Linked DNA regions of Homo sapiens: region 2 is linked to region 1. A link is an interaction called in ENCODE POLR2A ChIA-PET data of the cell type or tissue named here. Cell type or tissue: Panc1. All regions are shown on one strand. Each heading gives the region's core, and the rest is flanking DNA. Links, peaks and the distances in the headings are about the cores only.

Evidence for each region. ChIA-PET counts read pairs that join two places held together with the same protein. Peaks named below come from ENCODE experiments on the same cell type or tissue, not always from the same donor. Only the 100,000 strongest peaks of a DNase experiment are listed, where the experiment ranks them.
Region 2: POLR2A ChIA-PET joins it to region 1 with 5 read pairs; 2 of 35 experiments call an interaction of 5 or more read pairs at or near these places.

The regions. Positions count from the first base shown.
Region 1 is chr15:82,811,819-82,814,628 of GRCh38, forward strand. It overlaps WHAMM (WASP homolog associated with actin, golgi membranes and microtubules), which reads left to right. Exons shown (of 10, transcript NM_001080435.3): 2 at 1,285-1,458. Among named protein-coding and RNA genes, the nearest start is that of WHAMM, 3.6 kb to the left of the region's middle. In Panc1, for the core only: no CTCF peak of the experiment used is centred there; no DNase peak of the experiment used is centred there; H3K27ac peaks cover 376 bases.
Region 2 is chr15:82,891,818-82,894,627 of GRCh38, forward strand. HOMER2 (homer scaffold protein 2) reads right to left here. Exons shown (of 9, transcript NM_004839.4): 2 at 868-1,024. It overlaps LOC105370928 (a long non-coding RNA gene), which reads left to right and starts at 985. Exons shown (of 5, transcript XR_007064741.1): 1 at 985-1,045. In Panc1, for the core only: no CTCF peak of the experiment used is centred there; no DNase peak of the experiment used is centred there.

The DNA of each region.
Region 1 (2,810 bases), core at 17-2,516:
GTGTTTTGATTTTGTTCAGTGAGGCTTTCACTTAAAAAAAAAACCCATAATATTATTACCTGGATAAAAAACTATAGCTGAAAGTAGATCACTTTATCCTTAAGCAGAAGGATGGAAATAGGAGAATTTAAGAATGTATTGGTTGAAAAAAATCTATATTATTTGATTTTATTTCTCTTCTTCTGGGAGTAAAATAATTTCCTGCCAAGTGAGTCCACCTAGATTATACACTGTTCAGTTTATTTTCTGCCCTGCAGCAGAAGCAGTAACCAGCAGAGACTGGAACCACAGTTGAGGCTCTGTAAATGAGGTGACTGCTAAGGGCTTCATGGGAATATTAATCTGGGGCATTAAGAGAATCAACATGCTGAAGTACTTGGAGACAGCTCTGTAATGTTTTATGAGGTCTTTTTTTAAAATTTTTTTCGAGATGGAGTCTTGGCACTGTCGCCCAGGCTGGAGTGCAGTGGCGCCATCTTGGCTTACTGCAACCTCCGCCTCCCGGGTTCATGCTATTCTCCTGCCTCAGCCTCTCCAGTAGCTGGGACTGCAGGCGCCCGCCACCACGCCCGGCTAATCTTTTGTATTTTTAGTACAGACAGGGTTTCACCGTGTTAGCCAGGATGGTCTCGATCTCCTGACCTCGTGATCCGCCCACCTCAGCCTCCCAAAGTGCTGGGATTACAGGCGTGAGCCACCACGCCTGGCCCTTACGAGCTTTAAAAAGGAATACAGCCTCACAACACCTTTACAGTCAGAAAAGTGAAATGAAAAAATATCCACAACCTCAAACCTTCTTTTGGGTCCCTTTCGCTGCATACTTAGTGCATAGTTGAGATTAAACTTTGCACTCTGCCTCTCCATTTAATATTATAAAAGTGTCTTTTTTTTTGAAATGGAGTTTCCTTCTTGTTGCCCAGGCTGGAACCACTGTCTCCCAGGTTCAAGCGATTCTCTGCCTCAGCCTCCCCAGCAGCTGGGATTACAGGTGTGAGCCACCATGCCTGGACAAAAGTCTCCATATTATTAAACAATCTTCAGAAGCACAGTGCTGAATGACTACAGTAATAATATTCTTACATGGATATATCATACTTTTCTTAACCATTCTTGTTTTATTGGGCATTTTTGATGGAGGATGATAACATTTTCATATTTAATCAGTATTTAAAATTGATGTATTAAAAGTTGAGAACATGAAGGTTTCTTTTGTTTAGTTTTGTTTGTTGGGTATGTATTAAATATACTGTCCTGACTTGAGCTTTATTCACATTTGCTTTCTAGGTTATTCAAGGACACGGAAAAGCCAACACCATGGTAGCATTAATGAACGTTTACCAAGAGGAAGATGAAGCATACCAGGAATTGGTTACCGTGGCAACCATGTTCTTCCAGTACTTATTGCAGCCATTTAGGGCTATGCGAGAAGTTGCAACTTTATGTAAGCTTGATATTTTGGTATGTTTTTTTAAAATTTTTACTTTATCAGATTTACTATTTGTCATAAATTATTTCTTTATTTACACTTAATGTTCAATCTCTGTTTGTACTTTGTTTGGGTTTACCATTATGTTTATTTATTTACTTATTTATTGATAGAGATGAGGTTTTGCCATGTTGCTCAGGCTGGTTTCGAACTCCTGAGCTCAAGCAGTCTGTCCACCTTGGCCTCCCAAAGCACAGCATTACATGTGCCTAGTTTACCCTTATATGTACATATTGAGTTTATATTTAAAATTGATAGAAAATGAAGACATTTACGTTGGTCATCTTAATAGCTTAAGATTCCTACAGATTTGAAAGAGTTAAATGTTTTTTCTGGTGATGAATTTTTTTTTTTTTTTTTTTTTTTTTTTTTTTGAGACAGGGTCTCCCTTTGTCAGCCAGGCTGGAGTGCAGTGGCATGATCTTGGCTCACTGCAACCTCCTCCAGGTTCAAGCGACTCTTCTGTCTCAGCATCCTGAGTAGCTGGGATTACAGGTGTGTACCACCACGCCCAGCTAACTTTTTTTGTATTTTTAGTAGAGACGGGGTTTCACCATGTTGGCCAGGCTGGTCTTGAACTCCTGACCTCAAGCGAGCTACCCATCTCAGCCTCCCAAAGTGCTGGGATTACAAGCATGAGCCACTGCACCCAGCCTGATGAATTGTTTTTGATGTGATATTTATTTGCTTCAGCTTGTTTTCCTCTAAGGACTTACGCAGATTTCTTAAAATAAGATGAAAATTTAAATAGCAGGACCCTAGATTGTAATTCAGTAACTTAAATTTTAGTAAATGCTGTTATCACTCTTGCTTCATTGAGCCATCAGACAACCCTGTGACATCATTCAGAAAAGGCATGCTTATTCCAGTGTTACAAATGAATCTAGAGTCCAGAGGAGTTAAACAGCTTGCCTTGGGTCTCAACAACAGAAATCAGAAGACACCTAAGATGTCTCTTGGTTTCTGCCCCCTGCACCGGGCCATCTTTCCACATATAATCTCATGACCCTTGCCAGATGATTGTATTATAAAAATAGTATCACATTTAGATGAGAGTCATACCACTCTAACCTGTGGATAAAGTTGTTCTGTTCATTATTTTGAAAGTCTATTATTTGGAAAGTCTACTTCTTGCATACATTTTTCCTTTCTTCTTTTTTTTTGAGATAGAGTTTTGCTCTTGTTACCTAGGCTGGAGTGCAGTGGCGCAGTCTCAGCTCATCGCAACCTCTGCCTCCTGGATTCAAGCAATTCTCTTGCCTCAGCCTCCCGAGTAGCTGGGATTACAGGCATGTGCCACCACGCCCAGCTAATTTTGTATTTT
Region 2 (2,810 bases), core at 16-2,515, 80 kb after region 1:
CTATGTTTCGCTTTATTAGCCCAAATGATTGGGGAATAAAAATGGAGAGGTGGTTTAGAGGACAAAAAGGGGAATTCAGCTTTAGATACACTGAATTCCAGGTGGCAGCAGATAATCCATGTAAAAAATGTACAGCAGGATGAAGACAGAAAACCAGCAGGTCTATTTTTTTTTTTTTTAAAGACTTGGTGATACTTCTGCTGGTATCCCTTCTTAATTCTGTTCCCATGATAATGTGGCAAAAATATCATGGGAGACAGAATAACAAAAATATATATGTATTTCAAGAAATACTCCAAAACCACTTAATAAAATTCAACTCCTATGCCTAATAACACCAAAACCCGACTAGATACAATACCCAATGCTGGCAAGGGTGCAACAACAGACACTCTCATACAGGCTGGAAGAACGAACCCTTCTGGAAAACAATCTGGCAATATGCATCAAGAGCCATAAAGTGTTAATATCTTGCCCCATAATATTCTAGGAATCTATCCTAAGGACTATTCAAAAGAAAGCAATGGTATGTGAACAATTGAGGATATTTGGTACATGAAGATGCTCATTATTTATAATAGCAAAACATTGGAAGCCACTTAAATATCCAACCACGGGGGGAAATTAAGAGCATTATAGGCCGTCGGCAGAATTATTATACAGGCATTAAAATGTTAGTTATGAAGACAGTGGTAACAGAGAAATATTTTTCTTCCCCATTTACCGTAAGTTTAAATGCAAAAAGAACAGAATATGTTATACAGACATTATAACAATAACTTATGTGTTAAGACGGCAGGATTTTGGGTGCATCTTGGATGAAAGATAAGCAACTGGGAGTATTAAAATCAGCTGAGGGGGTGGTACCTTGGCTCCGTCCACACTGATGATCCGATAGCTGTTCCTTGTGACATCATAGAAGTAGGAAACGGTGACCGCCTGCTTGCTCGCAGGCATCCAGTTCTTCTTGGTGTTGGGGTCAATCTGGAAGACATGCGCTCGGGTGGTGAAGATGGGCTGTTCTCTGCAATAAGAGAGTGGGCGTGTGAGTTGAGAGAACATGACTTAATGTATAATTTATGATTTCTAGGCCACCTACTGCCCCAAAAGATTTTAAATAGCTTATAGGGAAACATACATATGCATGAAGACAATTAAAATAAAAGCAAAGAGAGAAGAAAAAAAGAGACACCAGTGAGTAGTTTTTGCAAACCACATTCCACTTAGCTGTTATCCCGAGACTGCAGGGCAATTGGTGTAATGAACAATTTGCTTAAAAGGCAACTCCTTGTTCAGTGTTTTCGAATCCCCGTCAAGTGTCCTATACTTTTTCTGACATCCTGTTGTCATTTTTAGGATTTTGGAACCAATTCACTTTTTAGAATTTTTGTGACAAATTTTGGGGGATTCTGCAACAATTTTAGGATTTTCCAATCTATTTGCAGCTTAATGTTATATTTCTATTAAGTACTTCTCAAATTTGCAGTAATTTATGAATGACATAATTTTATCTTTTTTTTTTTTTTTTTTTTGGATATAGAGTCTCGCTCTGTTGCCCAGGCTGGAGTGCAGTGGCATGATCTCGGCTCACTGCAATCTCCGCCTCCCGGGTTCAAGCGATTCTCCTGCCTCAGCCTCCTGAGTAGCTGGGATTACAGGCGTGTGCCACTGCGCTCAGCTAATTTTTGTATTTATAGTAGAGACGGGGTTTCACTATGTTGGCCGGGCTGGTCTCGAACTCCTGACCTTGTGATCCGCCTGCCTCGGGCTCCCAAAGTGCTAGGATTATAGGCGTAAGCCACTGCGCCTTTTTTTTTTTTTTTTTAAGAGACAGTGTCTCACTGCTGCCCAGGCTGGAGCGTAGTGATGCAATCATAGCTCACTGCAGCCTGGATCTCTGAGGCTCAAGCAATTCTGCCTCAGCCTCCCAAGTAGCTAGGACTACAGGCACGTGACACCACACTTGGCTAATGTTGCCGGGAGGTGGTGGGTAGAGACAGGGTCTCTCTGTGTTGCCCAGGCTAGTCTTAAACTCCTGATCTCAAGTGATCCTCCCACATTAGCCTCTCAAAGTGCTGGGATATAATCCCAGCATGAGCCATTATAGGGCATGAACCACTGCACCTGGTAATATGATAGAATTATTTTTTATCTCTGTATCTCTTCAGTCTACTTCTGGAACCATTCAACAACCTGACCAAACCTTCAAATTTGATGTTTCCAACTTATAAACCTTTTGAGTTTTATGTAAATTCATCAAATCCATCCCTTCTGCTATTCTTGCCTCTATATTGTTGCTTTTTCACTCCACATGCCTAAAGCATTTTATGCGATTCACCAAATTTGCATATTACCTATGTTTCTTTCTGTTGAGTGGGGAATTAGATTTTGACAATACGCATTTAGAAACAAGGCAGATGAATAAAAATTGTAATGGATTTCACTGCATTTTGTATTCTAAGCTATCTACTTCCCAAAGTAATGCAAAATGGCACAGACTTATCACAAAATACATTTATTTTTGAAGAAAGCATCTTTACACAGACTGGCTCAAAAATCCTTTAAGTGTTCAAAATAAGATACAAATAGAAAAAAAGCCATCAACGTGTAAAAATAGTCCCATTGTTGCGGATCACGAGGTCAGGAGATCGAGACCATCCTGGCTAACACGGTGAAGCCCCGTCTCTACTAAAAATACAAAAAATTAGCTGGGCATGGTGGCGGGTGCCTGTAGTCCCAGCTACTCGGGAGGCTGAGGCAGAAGAATGGCGTGAACCCGGGAGGCAGAGCTTGCAGTGAGCTGAGATCAC